Linked DNA regions of Homo sapiens: region 2 is linked to region 1. A link is a loop called in an ENCODE intact Hi-C map of the cell type or tissue named here. Cell type or tissue: IMR-90. All regions are shown on one strand.

What was found. Peaks named below come from ENCODE experiments on the same cell type or tissue, not always from the same donor. Only the 100,000 strongest peaks of a DNase experiment are listed, where the experiment ranks them.
Region 2: a loop joins it to region 1, with 31 times the contacts of the local background. A loop is called at or near these places in 1 of 110 quality-filtered maps.

The regions. Positions count from the first base shown.
Region 1 is chr7:78,699,832-78,707,831 of GRCh38, forward strand. The region is part of intron 2 of MAGI2 (membrane associated guanylate kinase, WW and PDZ domain containing 2); the gene reads right to left. Among named protein-coding and RNA genes, the nearest start is that of MAGI2-AS2, 310 kb to the right of the region's middle. In IMR-90, no CTCF peak of the experiment used is centred here; a DNase peak (open chromatin) is centred at 3,160.
Region 2 is chr7:78,472,712-78,480,711 of GRCh38, forward strand. All of the region lies in intron 6 of MAGI2 (membrane associated guanylate kinase, WW and PDZ domain containing 2), which reads right to left. Among named protein-coding and RNA genes, the nearest start is that of DDX3ILA1, 490 kb to the left of the region's middle. In IMR-90, no CTCF peak of the experiment used is centred here; DNase peaks (open chromatin) are centred at 510, 960 and 6,860; H3K27ac peaks cover 160 bases.

The DNA.
Region 1 (8,000 bases):
AAGAAACTTTCAAAACTTAAAAAATATCCATATAACTTTTATATCAAAATAAAATTCAGAAAATTAGGCCACATGGAAACAAAATAATGTAAGTCCCCCATTTGAGAAGAGAAACTATGAAATAAAAACCATGAATTTCTCTCTAAGCAAGAAATTAATTTTAGTTAAATAGAAATTATGAAGCAAATCACTTGGACCTAAAATTATTTTATTTATCTACTGTGCTATAAATTGTTTTCTCATACTGAGAAAAAGCCAAGCAATCAGTAATTTGTATGACCCGCCAAGCTAAGCAAATAACAGATTTATTTTGCTATGTAATGAGGTTGATAGAACAGTTTCAAGTCAGATTACATTTGACTATGCTCTGTTTCTATTACATTTGCCACTTAATGGTAGGAGATAGAGATTCTCCTCTTGATAGACTGTTTTCCTCTCCAATCTGTGTTTGCCCATTGGAATTGTTATGAAACATGTTGTGGATGTTTGTGAAAAGCATGGTCAGTGTAGGAGATAGTTCACATACTATGCTTATTAATCAATTCAGATAAGACTCAAATTAAAATGAATTTGGAAGCTTCTTGTTTATCTTCTTCCTAAAACTAAGTTCTTTATTTTTCAGCTCCACAAAAACCTTAAGAAAATATGTGGTGTTTGAGAGAGAGGCTCAACCTGCTAACTCTCATCTTTTAAGGTTTTAGTAAAAGTCCATCTGACAGTGTTTAAACCTGAAACATAATTTAAAACTTTGTTTCTTCTAGTCAATTCTTCTCAACCACTTTGAACAAATCAGTATACCTACCATATATATTGGCAATTTTCTGTTTGATCAAAGATTGAAGATATCTGACTGTTAGGATATATATTGCTTGTGATGGAATAAACAAAAAACATGATTATGAATTGAGTTGAATTTACCCTAAAGTCATATCACCAAATTGAGGTTTATCATTTCTCATCGTGACACTTTTCAACAGTTCTCTGACACCTTTGTATAGATTCAACTTCTCTTAAATACACTCTGTCAAATGGGCATAATTTTTACTTAAGCAAATGGAAAAAATACTTAAAAGTAATATATTAAATTTAAATAAATTTAGTATAGTAAGTGTGTTACATTTACATATAATTTAAATATATGAAAGTATATTATAAATAAAATATTAAATTTTAATATAAATATCTAAAAAGTAATCCATGAAGTCTACAATATATTTTGTTTCTATAACATTGAAATGTGGAGACTGATAAAAATCCATGTTGTCATTTCTTCAGTTTTTCCATTATAAAAATTTTACAGTAAGAAAGACTGAACATTAATTATAAATTAGAATATAAAATCAAAGGTTAAATCTATTTTCACCTAACGATATCAATATCTGGGGCCTTCATTAGTATGTTCACTATATAAACATCTGGTTGGTTTGATCAGACTCTGTGATTTTGACTGTAAACAAGATTCCAGGAGGTGAATTATTACACTGGGTACATTTGGCATGGGGTTGGGAAAATTTGAGAGATTTGGTTAATAAAATATTGTTTTGTTCAAAATGTGGAAAGGAAATGCAGATCATATTTGTAATAAAATGTAAGGTAGAGTACATGTGGGACCACAGTTTTTAAATACATTTGATGATGATTTTCTTTCTTTTGCTCTTCAGAAGCCAAGGGATACATAATTCATGTTTGGAATCTTACGTAGGGTGTAGGAACACTAAGTTCACAGAAAAGGTGGTATTTGTGCTAAGAATTTCTCTAATCCAGGTTAGTTAATAGGAATCAAAACAAGCTCACCCTGCCTTTTTCCTTTTCTTTCTTCCTTTTCTTCCTTCCTTACTTTCCTCCTTCCTTCCTTCATAAACTTTACTTTTTTGGAAACTGGCCTTGGCCTCATACGGGTTAATAAAATGTCAATTTACAAACAGCTATACTTGTTTATTCTCCCAAACACTTCCAGTTAAAAGGCTTTCTTATAATCACGTTTTCACTTTTCCTTAAACCATACTAAATTTTATCATTTCCAATCCCCTGCAACCTTTGAGGAGAACTAACTTTTTGGAATTTCCCTAAGGTTTCAATGAGCAACAAATGTCTTCAGGAGAATATGATGCATCATATCTATTTAGGATGTGCCAGGATTCTCCTGCTGATGAATTCTCATAATTCTAGACAAAGTTAATAGAAGAAGGGAACTCCCCTTGAGAAAGGAATAAATGGTGGAGAGTGATCTGAACACAAATGGTACAGTTCAGTGCAATTATGTCTAGAGTTCTCTACTGGATATCAAGTACAACTGTCATTTGGTATTTCAAAAACATTCACAGTACACATGGTTGGTCTAATGGGAAATACATTATTCATTTGCCAAAGTTTGATTACTATTTGAAATCATTTTCCACAAATCACTTATGTGAATTGTAGAAAAAGGTATGCAGGAGAGCAAGGTATACATGCCAGATTAATTTTCCATTAAAAATAATTTATGCTTCTCTTGTGACTTAAGTAATAACTTCTAAGAGCTGTAATGTATAAAACATTACAAGCAAGAGTAAGGATTCCTAATACTTCTTGATTTACTTAATTGAAAGTTCTTTTTATCTTGTTTATAGTCACTAAATAGAATAATGTCTCATGTTACTTAACTTTGAAATGAGGATAATACTAGCACCTTCCTCACTGGTTAGTTATAAAGATTAAGTGACTTAATACATGTGAAATAATTAGAACAATGATAGAGATTAGCCCCCCAATAAATAAAAGTTATAAAAATATTATCTGCTATGGTCATTAAAGCTGTTAATAAATATTCCATTTCTTTCTTCTTTCCAGACAAGATGATTGCTCTTCCCCACCCCTTTCATGTGGGGTGATTAGATTTGGAGGTAGAAAGGAAGCATCTATTATAAATTCCAGGAGCATTTATTGGATGACTAGGTAGATAAAACTGGTCAACAAAGAGCTGAAGAAATGATAAATTCAATTTTGGACACAGAGTGTTTGTGAGTATTTGTGAACAATTGGGTGGAATTGTCTGCTATGCAGTTGGTTAAATAAGTCTGGGGCTAGAGGCAGATTTGGAGTCACCAGTTTATAAGTGACTGTTGAGTCATGGGTTAAAAGAATCACCCAAGAAGAGTTTGTGGAGAAATCTTGATGAGTAATGTATGAGGAATAATGTTGGAAGATTTTCAAAACTTGGGAGGTAACTAAGCAAGGGTGAGAAAGAAGACTGAAAAGGCATGGCCAAAGTTAGAAAGAAATGCAGAAGTAAGTGACATCATAGAAGTCAGTACAGAAAATAAAGTTTAAAAAAAATCCCAGAGCCAAAGAAAATATTGAGTTACTGCCTAGGAAAATAGTAGCTTTCAATGAATATGTATAGTGTTCAATTTATTCTTGCAAAAGTTTATATTTCTTAATTTCATCTGTAAGAAGACAGTGTCTGTTTTGAATATGTTACCATTTAAAGTGCATAACCCCCTGGCTGGATTACAATTCCAAGTTGTATCTAGTTGTAGAAGCAGACTGTAACACAAGTAAGAGGGTTAAAGAAAGAAATTAATATTAATGGTGCAGGTTTTGTGGCAAACATTTTGAGATTGAACGTGTGAAGTTTCAGAATTTCTCATCTGCTATCTAAAGAGGCTAAATCATTTTGCGTTGAATGGATACAGATACAGTTTTTCATCTTCATAACTCTGACTGTAAAGATAATATGACTGTTCTAGATACAACAGTGGTTGTCCATGAACTAATGCTCCAAAAAGCACTTCCCTATAGATATGAATCACAAGCCAATTGCTTCAAATATGAGGAGTGTGGTAAAACAAATGCATAAACTCTGCATTTCTGATGCTATTTTTAAAAGTAATTTATCACTTGTGTTTTGTTACCTGAAACTTAGTTTATATACCATGCCACCATGGGTTTATTGATTTGGTCTTTTTCTCACATTAAATGGAATATGTGATATTCAAGATACACACACACATACACACACAAACACACACACACACACTTTTCTTCAATGAACAGCTTAGAACTAGAGGAACAAAATTAGTTAATTAAAGAATACCATATGTAAAAATCAACTCGTTAGATTAAAGGCTTAAATGTAAAACCTGAAACTATCAAAACCCTGGAAGATAACCTAGGAAATACCACTGTGGACATAGGCCCTGGCAAAGATTTCACGACAAAGATGCCAAAAGCAATTGCAACAGAAACAAAAATTGACAAATAGGACCTAATTAAACTAAAGAGCTTCTGCATATCAGATCCATCAACAGAGTAAACAGACAACCTACAGAATGGGAGAAATATGTGCAAACTATGTATCTGACAAAGGTCTAATATTCAAAATGTATAAGGAACTTAAACAAATTACAACAAAAAACCAAGCAACCCCATTAAAAAGTGAGCAAAAAACAGGAACAGACACTTTCCAAAAGGAGATATACATGTGGCCAAGAAGCATATGAAAAAATGCGCAACATCACTAATCATTAGAGAAATGCAGATCAAAATCACAGTATGATACCATCTCACACCAGTCAGGATGACTATTATAAAGCAGTAAAAAAATAACACGCTAGTGAAGTTGTGGAGAAAAGGGAACACTTACACGCTGTTGGTACAAGGGTAAAATAGTTCAAGCATTGTGGAAAGCAGTTTGAAGATTTCTCAAAAAACTTAAAATGGAACTGCCATTCCACCCAGCAATCCCGTTATTGGGTAAATACACAAAGGTATAGAGACACATGCATGCACATGTTCATCACAGCACTATTCACAACAGCAAGGAAATTGAGTCAACCTAAATGCCCATTAACAGTAAACTGGATAAGGAAAAGTTAGTATATATACACCGTGGAATACTATGCAGCCATGAAAAACAAGAAGATCATGTCTTGGCTGCAACATGGAAGGAGCAGGAGGCCATTATTCTTTTTTTTTTTTTTTTTTCTGAAACGGAGTTTTACTCTGTTGCCCAGGCTGGAGTGCAATGGCATGACCTTGGCTCACTGCAACCTCTGAGGAGGCCATTATTCTAAGTGAACAAATACAGGAACAGAAAAACAAATACTGCAGGTTCTCACTTGTAAGGGGGAGCTAAACACTGAGTACATGTGGACAGAAAGAAGGGAACAACAGACACTGGGGCCTACTTGAGGGTAGAGGGTGAGCGGAGGGTATATTTACACCACAGAAATTGGCAAACACTGTAAATTGGAGTTTCCTTTCCTTTTTGGGGGAAGAACTGGTTTACCAGTTAATATAGTTTGGCTCTGTGTTCCCATCCAAATCTTATCTTGAATTGTAATCCCCACATATCAATGGAGGGACCTGATGGGAGATGATTGGATCATGAGGGTGGTCCCCCATTGCTGTTCTCATGATAGTGAGTGAGTTCTCACAAGATCTGATGGTTTATAAGGGGCTCTTCCCCCTTCACTCTCTCTTCTCTCTCCTGCTGCCATTTGAAGAAGGTCCTTGTTTCCTCTTTGCCTTGTGCCATGGTTGTAATTTTCCTGAGGCTTCCCCAGCCATGTGGAACTGTGAGTCAAGTAAACCTCTTTCCTTTATAAATTACCCAGTCTCAGGTATTTCTTTATAGCAGTGTGAAAATTGACTAATATACCAGTGCACCACTGCTTTTAATTCCAGGGTAAATCTAAAGCCAGATAACCACTGATTTTCTCCTTATTAAATGTATATAAGGACTGCTCAAGTGATGCTGACAAACTTTCCTTCAGTGGACTGAGAAGAAGCTGATTCCAGTGGACTGTGAAGAAGCTGATTCTCATTTTGTTTGCAAACCTGGTGTTTGGGTACATCGTTTTGTGTCATGTAGGCCAATATTTTCTGGGAGAACTGTGAAAGAAACTAGAAACAGATAATTTTATATTTTTCCTATGAAAAAATAGCTGACTGGATTAACGTCCTTTTGACTTAACATTTCCAGGCAACAAAGAGTGACTGGAAATGAACTTTTCTAAAGCAAATTCTTATAAAGATGCCTTAAACTGTTTGTTCCTAGTTTTTAACAAATGACAGTTTCCTGCTTTCATTGTCTTTGACAAATACACTGCCAATCACAGCAAGACTGTCCATCAATTTTCTCAAATGGGCAACAAGCACAACTAGCTGAGTTCTAGTGGAAACTTACCATAGAGTAGCTATGTGATATTGAAAACCTGAAGTTTCTAGTTTTTATATTAAATGGAGTAAATGGTATCTCAAGCATCATGCCCATTTATCAAAAATTAATATTCTGGTTAGGAGTCATTTAGTAAATGATATGGTTTGGCTGTGTCCCCCCCCAAATCTCAACTTTAATTGTATCTCCCAGAATTCCCATGTGTTATGGGAGGGATCTGGGGGAGGTAACTGAATTATGGAGGCAGGTCTTTCCTGTGCTATTCTTGTGATAGTGAGTAAGTCTCATGAGATCCGAAAAGTTTATCAGGGGTTTCTGTTTTTGCTTCTTCCTCATTTTCTCTTGCCACCATCATATAAGAAGTGCCTTTCACCCCCCGCCATGATTCCGAGACCTTCCCAGCTATGTGCAACTGTAAGTCCAATTAAACCTCTTTTTGTTCCCAGTTTCGGTTATGTCTTTATCAGCAGTGTGAAAACAGACTAATACAGTGAACTATATGAGAAACTTAGTACTTTGAAGTCACATTAAGAAATTTAAATTTTTATAAATACACACAAAACCAATATATTTGTATCTATACTGAATAAATAACCCCTGTCCTTACATAATTTATATTAACTTTGGGAAGCAAAATTAATGAACACAAAACAATTAGCCAACAGTGTAATCCAATCACATTTAAATTATCGACTCCTATATTCAAACTGGAGATCTGTCTAAGAGGGAAATGTGGAGAACAGAAGATAGCTTGGCAAAGGTAGTGAAACTGCAGCCAGCCCTGAAACAATGCATAGGACTGTTTTTGGTTTTTGTTTTTCTCCTTTGAAGGTCTAGGGTAGGGCATTAGAAATGGGAAAATAGCAGTAAGGGAAAAAAAAGAACACCGTGTGAATACAACAGACTCAGGTCAACAGGACTGTGAGTCAACAGGCCTTGGTGTGGAGGTACCCTGGAGAGCAATGGGAATGACTTGGCCCTCCAGAAGTACATTTCAGCCTCCTTTGTACTGAATTCTCACTTCTAGCTCTGGAATCTACATTGTGAAACTATCAAAGAAACTAACAACTACTAAAACCCCCACCTGTATCTGAATGCAGCTGGGTTTACCTCAAGAGCCACACCCTTAACTTAATTAGGGGAATAGGAACCTAAATGTTTTGAGGACTGTTAGTGAATAAGATATCAATATTAAAGAATAAATTAGCAAAGAATAAAAGAACCACCCATTAGACCAAGGGAAGGGAAAAAAATGAAGAAAGGATGATGGCAGATAGTTTTTAAAAATTATATACCAAATCACTGAGGTTTTCTAAAATTTAACATTTAATTGGTGATGTGTTATTAACAAAAATTCCTTAAAATATGCCTGAAAGGTGAATCTGTGACTATACTTATTGGATATGCCTAAATATGATTTTTAGTGTAATTATAACTTCTGACTCTAAAACATTGCTAAGTTGTGCCAGACACTACTTGAAACTTCACACTTAACACTCATTCTAAAAGTAACAATAATACCTATAGGCACTGATTCCCAAATAAACATTATTATTTCTCTACTTAGAAATTCTTATGATTCAAATACAAATAGTTTAACAGATTGTATTTTATGTGTATGTGTTTTCATGACAAAAGCAACTACACTTAAATGTGCAAAAACTCTACTCTGGGTGATTTGCATTCTTATATCTCATTATAGAGTTTCCTATTTGAATTTCCATCTGGTCCCTAATATCTTTTTGTGTTTATTGCTTTAATGAGATAATCTTGTTTTACATACCTAGATTTCATTACTATTTGGCAAAAACATTCTCTACCCTGATTTTACTCTCATAAA
Region 2 (8,000 bases), 230 kb before region 1:
CTCTAAGCATGAATTCCCAAGTTGCACAATAATGCTAAGTGCATCATCCTAAACATATGCTGTTGTTTGTGTTTTCAGTTTCTGCTTATGATAGCTATAGTGGTACTGATGCTTGGGTATCTTCTAGGAGAGGAAGCTGGTGAGCATTATAAATTCTAGGGACTCCTGATGGTTGTCTATCCCTGGGCTCTGCTGCATGCCTAGTGGCGAGGTAGTATAGGGGAAAGGTCACCAACTGAGGAACCACAAGGGAAGGATTCTAATTGCAGTTCTATCAGCAATTAGTTTGGGGGAAATTATTATACCTCTCAGAGCCGTGATCTCTTAAATGTGAATATTAATTTTTATTATTTCACAAAGTGCTCATTAAGATAACAATTGACATCTGTGAAAGTGCTTTAGAAAAAAAATGTTTTGTGAACAACAGATACCCACAAAAGCAACTGAGCCACAAGATCACAGAGCCCATAAAGTGACTCAAAGTGTTTCTGGATTGCTACCATCTGATCCCATTACTTAGCTATTTTTCAACTGACCTGCAAGCTTCTTGGCTGGGGCCCAGGACTACATTTTCCATAGCTTAAGACCATCATATGTAGGATAATAAATTGAATCTACAGATTTTTTTGATGGCACACAAGTGTTTGCCTCTGTTCTCCTACAACTTTGTAACATTTCTGCCTTTCATCTTCACTATGCTCATCTATTTTTATATTTACATATGACAATACACTTGCTTCAACCTCAGCTTTAGTCATAAAAATCTACTGTTCTCTCCCATCTATAACCTTCCTCCAAGTAAATCCACATGTAAAACAAGTTTCTTTCTCTCTCTCTGGTATGACGTACTTCTTCAGCCCTGTAAAACTCAGTGCAAACATCCATCTTCTAAATGAAGTCCTTCCTAATTGATCCAGGTGCATTTACCATGCACACTTTTTCATCATGCCCAATGATGTATAATACACAGACACACCTGACATACATACACACATATTTCTTCCCTTATGCAGTTATACAAGGATGCAGTGGTTTCCTTCTGGAGATCTAAACACAACACCTCTTCAGCCTTCCTCATTCCAAATAAACTCACTCATAGAAAGCTCTAAGTCAGACACAGACCAAATGAAAAAGCCCAAAAGTGGGAGGGAATAAGCTAGGGAAAAAGGAGAGTGAGGACAAATCTTAAACGACTTCTCTGGTCAGATACCTATAAAAAGTGAACTAGCCATGAAACAGCTACAACCTCCCCTAACTCAATGCTTTGGGTTTTCGTTACCATCTGTGCCCCTGTCATCACCAGAGAACAGTCTCTGACATATATCAGGTTACATACCCTGCAGCCCCACAATAACAACATTAACCGGTGTGTTTTAGGCTTTACAGTTTACAAAGGCTTTCTCAGACACTATCCCATATGCTGATATGACTATAAGATTAAACCAATGGGAACACTATCTTATTTGAGAAAAAAATTATCACGTATATCTCTATTTATATGCAAGTTGGGCTTCCTGTCTACAAATCGTGTAAAGGAAACTGTTGGCTTTACAGAATCAGGTATCTGGTAAGTTGCAAGTTGTGTAAAGACAGTGAAAAAGGAATCTATGTGATAGTGCATCAGCTTAGGAGATGGGATTTTCATTCGGCTATGCTCCCAAGAAAACCCACAAGCTGAATTTCAAACTGGTTGGGAAAGGTAATTTCAAAACCATGCTGCACAAAGAGCTAATATGACACAACTCTAGGTACTAGGATTATAACAAATTAAATATAATAGTGATTGAGGATTGCCAAGCCCTATAGGTGGACAAAGCAAAAGGCAGTACACTTTCAAAATTCAGAGTGAGATCTATACATTTTAAATAAACCTCAAACAAGCTTCCAATTCTATGAAGCAAAATTCTCTGTACAAAATAAAGTTTCCAGTAGAATCTGCATGGCAAATAGACAAATAAGATCAGGAGATTGTCAACCCATACATATACTAATGAAGACATAATCTTCTACCTGTAGAAGTTAATGAAAACTTCCCCACATAAAGGTGAGAAACAAATAAAACAGATTTGTTTTTCTAGAAAATATAGTGTATATATTATTTAAATAATATTTAATTTTAAATATTAACTTAAAACGTGCTCTCACAAACATAGGGAAGTCAATTCAAAGGAGAATACTCTAATGTTTTTGCTAAAAACTCACTTAAACTATTGGAAAGCTATTATTTTTTGTTGTAAAATAAAAAAAAACCCTGGAAGTCCACATCATGGTACTTCAAGTTTTATGTTGTTCATCTATCCCTTTCTTGGGTCATAATCTTATCAGGAGTTCCCTCAGTACTTGGGATTCAAATACATATTCTATCAACATACCAAGTTGGCGTTTGGACCTTTTTGAATTCCAGCCCTGAGGAAGATCCATGAATGCTACTATCTGAATCTTGTGTGTATGCTTTTTAAATGGGAACAACACAGTTTTAGTAATCAGAGTGGAATAAAGGAAACAATAGCAACAGCTGGCTTTGCTCTCAAGAAAAAAAATTAAATGGAGTGATACAAAAATCATGCAGCATCTTGAATGCAAACACATACACCATGGATTTATGCTGAATATGGAAAGCAAGGTAAAAGAATAGCTGGATAGTAAACTATTGTGAGCAGTGAAAGGTGACATCCTTTTAGGAAAAGGCAGTTTTAAGAGAACATATTTTATTAAGTATAAGAAATATTTTCCTCCATGAAGGATTTCATAGAGAAAAGTATAGAATAAAGATTAGAAGAACACAGGTAAGAATATAGTTTAGTAATAGAAAGAACTTGAAAGGAAAGGTAATATAACAAATACAGACCTGGCTAGAGTAGCAGCAGAAGATGGAGTGAACTGAAATTATCTAGAAATAATAACATCATAGAAATAAAGCTTAATAGAATAATGAGAAATGAATATAGCACTTAAATGTATTCATAATAGCAGACGGAATAAATCAGAGTTGGAAGGAAAAAGAGAGTCATCAGCATCTAGATGGGAAGTAAAGCCACAGGATTGGGAACAATAACATAGGGACAAGGGGTGAGGAGAAAAGAGAAGGTCACCAAATGAAGCAATCTAGTAGAACTTGAACATTTAGGAGTGACTCTAAATCCAGCCCATCTTTAAAATTCTGCTCAAATTCCATCTCTTTCACCAAGTCTTCTCGGAACATGCCTGGGTTCACAGTCAGTTGTTTTTCATTTCATTCTTGTTCGGTGGATGACTCCTCACATCATTGTTAAACTCTCCTCTTCATTTTTGAGGAGCTTAGCATACTATCTTCCCCACTATACTGCTCTTTGAAAACTGGGTTCAGAAGTTGTATTCATTTGCATTTTTCATGGCAAATAATTTAATTCTACAAGCAGAGAGGTTATCCAACAAGTGTCTGTCATATGGACAACCAGATCAACTTATTTTGTTTGCAGATAAATTGCATTAAAATGAGTAAAATGACTTACGATATCATGTAAGAACTAAGTACTAGATTGGAAGGAAAAGGCCACTCTTTTTTGTAGCCTCGAACCACTGGGCTGGGGTTGAGAGTAAATCAGCCTCAAAGGAAAAGTTTAGGTTAGTTAAACCAAAGTGAAGGCAAAGAAAGAATATAAATTAGAAAAAGTTGAAAAGATAATGCGGGAGAAAGTAAAATATTTCTTAATGAACACAAATACTGGGAAATCAGTAAAAAATGTCAAGGGTTAATTTTGTTGGCCAAATATGGAAAATAATATAATCTCCAAGAATTACAACTTAGTAGTAAGAAGTTCAGGGACAAACACAATCAACACAATTTCACATTGATTTTGCATTGCTGATTTGAAGTAGTACCTTGGGAATTGTGGTTCTAAATCTATTTAGGTTCTTTACATAGTTTAGGTATCAAAACACAAAATAATGTTTGCTCTTTGTTGTCTGAGGGCAACTTTATGTTCAAGGAGTTCCCACAAAGAGCACATAAAATCTTAAGCTGTTGGAAAGATAATTCCTGGTAGATATGGGTCTTTAACAGTAACATGGATAGCTGTGTGACTGGCATCACTCAATCGATATTATTCCAGACACTTTGAGAAGCTTGGTGGTTAGGTCACAATTATGCACTGAATTGTATCATAAGTGCTCATTTTTTATCTTCACTAGTAAAAAAAAAAAAATGCTTTTTAAAAAATCATCATCAGCCTTGGAATGCACTGTTTTATGATGCATAGCATTTAGGAAACCTCAAAATTACATGTACTGAGAGGGAAATCAGATCGTCTCACTTCAGCAACTGAAATTAAACCCCTCTTCTTTTTTCCAACTAAAAGCCATAGTTAATGTTCAATTACTTGGCTTTGGGTTGATGATCTGGATCTGTTTCTCCCATTTCTGAGAGAACTTTATATATTCAGATCAGTGCTTCACCTTTCTATTTTGCTTTCTGCATTGTTGAGCAAACCTAACCACCGAGGGACACTTAATGCCTGGCAGTGTGATTGACAGAGACTCACATTTAGCACTTACAGAGATTGTTCCAACATTATGTGGACTACAGTGAGCATTTATTTTTAAAAATTGTGAAGGCATAGAAAACAACAGAAGCTAATTCTTTTTTAAAATGTTGTAAGAACACTGAATGTAATACTTATTTTATAATACCTTTCAGAGAGGTAAATTTACCCTGTAAGTTTAAGAATTTTATTAGTCTGTTCTCACGCTGCTAATAAAGACATACCCGAGACTGGGTAATTTATAAAGGAGAGAGGTTTAACTGTTTCACAGTTCCACATGGCTGGGGAGGCCTCACAATCATGGCAGAAGATGAAGGAAGAGCAAAGGGGTGTCTTACATGGCAGCAGGCAAGAAAGCTCGTGCAGGGGAACTCCCATTTATAAAACCATCAGATCTCATGAGACTTATTCACTACCAGGAGAACAGTTTAGGGGAAACCGCCCCCATGACTCAATTATTTCCACCTGGCCCCGCCCTTGACACATGGGGATTACTACAATTCAAGGTGAGATTTGGGTGGGGACTCAGCAAAACCATATCAAGCATGTAAATTATATGACAATTAAAATAATTATAAAATTATATTGATCTGCCTATTTACTGATATGATGTCCTAGGGAAAACACTGAGAATATTTGAGAATATTTCCTTTCTTATGGGTTTTAAATACAAAGTTTTAAAGGAAATTTTATTTTTATTTTTTTATTATACTTTAAGTTCTGGGGTACACGTGCAGAACGTGCAGGTTTGTTACACAGGTAGACACATGTCATGGTGGTTTGCTGCACCCATTAACCCATCATCTACATTAGGTATTTCTCCTAATGCTATCCCTCTCCTAGCTCCCTATCCCCCAACAGGCCCCGGTGTGTGATGTTCCCCTCCCTGTGTCCATGTGTTCTCATTGTTCAACTCCCACTTATGAGTGATTTGGTATTTGGTATGCGGAAAACCAAATATGTGGTATTTGGTTTTCTGTTCTTGTGTTAGTTTGCTGAGAATTATGGTTTCCAGCATCATCCATGTCCCTGCAAAGAACATGAACTCATCTAAAGGAAAAATATTTAATCTAGTTTCCCTTAACATGTTTTTAGGCCTTAATGTCTCTAGTTTAAGCGTCTTGTGGTATTAAATGGTGGACACACATTGATATCCATTTTAAACTCAGATGACTTGGATCCAAGCCTCATTTTCTATTTATATTTATTAGATCAGACCCCTAAATCCTTTGGACTATAAAATAATTATCTGAAAAATGGGAGTTCAAAATCTCTACCTACATCACAGAGTAGATTCAACAGAGATAATGTTACGTGAGAATATTTTCAAGTTTTAAAGTACTGTTATCAGTTGGTACCAAAGGTCATATTTAGACATCTGGTTCCAAACAAGATGGTGTAGACCCAATTTTCCCATTTCCTCCTCTCCAAATACAGCTAAATACCCTGGAAACAATTCAACAGACATTCACAAAAGACCCTGAAAGGTGGAAAGAAGAAGGCAGGAATTAGGAAATGAACCACAGCAAATGTGTAGGATTTTCTTTTCTCTCCCGTATATCTTAGAGAGCACACCAGGAAGACCTTCAGCCTGGAATGGACAACAGGCATCAACAAACAACAAAAGCAAGAAAACAAAAGAGAAAAGCCTACTCTCCCTGGCCGAAGGGCAAGGAAAGGGGGAGAGTAACTGGGACGTGGGGGCAGCCTTTTTCCTGACCCATACCTAGAAGCAGTGTAGGTTCCTTTAACCTATAAGTGGTGGCATCAGTAGATCCCAGAAAGGGTAACACATCTTGTGTCCATAGTGGCAGCTGGAAGCACCTGCACTGGTGATGTCAGTGAACCCCTGACATCAATCCTGGTCAAATTTGGAAAATAATATAATCTCCAAGAATTACAACTCTGTAGTAAGAAGTTCAGGGACAAACACAATCAATACAATTTCACAGTGATTTTGCATTGCTGATTTGAAGTATTACCTTGGGAATTGTGGTTCTAAATCTGTTTGGGTTCCTTAAATAGTTTTTGTATCAAAACACCAAATAATGTTTGCTCTATTTTGTCTGAAGGCAACATTTATTATCAATTGGTACCAAAATCCCATATGGGTGACCCATCCTCTTCCCCGTACCTGCCTATATCATGTGGGCAGAGATAAGAGGCCAGAGAAAATACTTTCCATCCTACAGATCCAGTGTCTAACATCCCTACTAGTAATAACAGGTGACCTAGGGAAGTGCTTTCTGTAACTTGCAAGTGGCACCAGCAGGAATGTATCAGGAGCTCCCAAGTCAGGAGAACTAAGCAGACCAAAAATAGCATTGGGAAGAGCTCTGCAAGCTAAATGCATCTGAAACCACAGCCTACGAAACAGGCCAGAACCTACATACCAAACCAAAACAGGGACATTCTTGGCTAAAATGATAGATTTTATTTTAAATGTCCATTTAAAAATGGTCTGTATAATGAATGTCCAGGATAAACATAAATATAGGCCATGAGCCAGGAAAAACAAATTGGATGAGAAAAGACAATAAACTAATCCCGATAATCAAGAAAAATCAAGTATCAAATTTATCTGACAAGGATTTTAAATCAGCCATCATAAAATTGCTTTAACAAGCAATTATGAATTCTCTTGAAACAAAAAATCTCAGTAAAGAAATGGAAGTTATGAAAAAGTACTAAATAGAAATTACAGAATGGAAAAATAAAATAATAGGAATTAAAATCTTGCTGGGTGGGTCAGTAACAGAGTGGATATAACAGGGCAGAACAATGAAATTAAAGACAGATCCACAAAGTTTATTCAAAAAATTCAAAAACTTGAAATTGTTTCTAATTCACCAACTTGGAAGCAATGAACCAATTCCTATAAAACTATAAACTACCAAAACTAACAAGATGAAGTGCATAACCTGAATAATCCTGTAACCATTAAAGCAATTGAACTTGTAATTAAAATCCTCTTGAAAAAAATCCCCAGGACAGTTGTTTTACTGGAGAATTTTACCAAATATTTAAAGAAAAAATTGACACCAATTTTACACAATCTTTTCCAGAAAACAGAAGATGAAGGAATGCTTATCTACTCATTTTATGTGGCCAGTATTACCCCGATACCAAAACCAGATAAAGACAGTACAAAAAAAAATTACAGACCAGTATTTCTCAATAGACACAAAATCACAAAACATAGACACAAAAGACATAGACACAAAACACAGACACATAGACACAAAAATCCTCAATAAAATATTACCAAGTTAAATAAAACAGTATATGAAAAGAATTATTTACCATGTCCTAGTTGGACTTATCCCAGGTATGCAAGGTTGATTTAATATTTGAAAATCACTCAATGTAATCTACCATGTCAACAGCTTAAATAAGAAATATCTTATGATTATATCAGTTGAAAATAGTCTATGTAGAAATTACAAGAAATCTACCAAAAAATTTCCTGCAAATAAATGA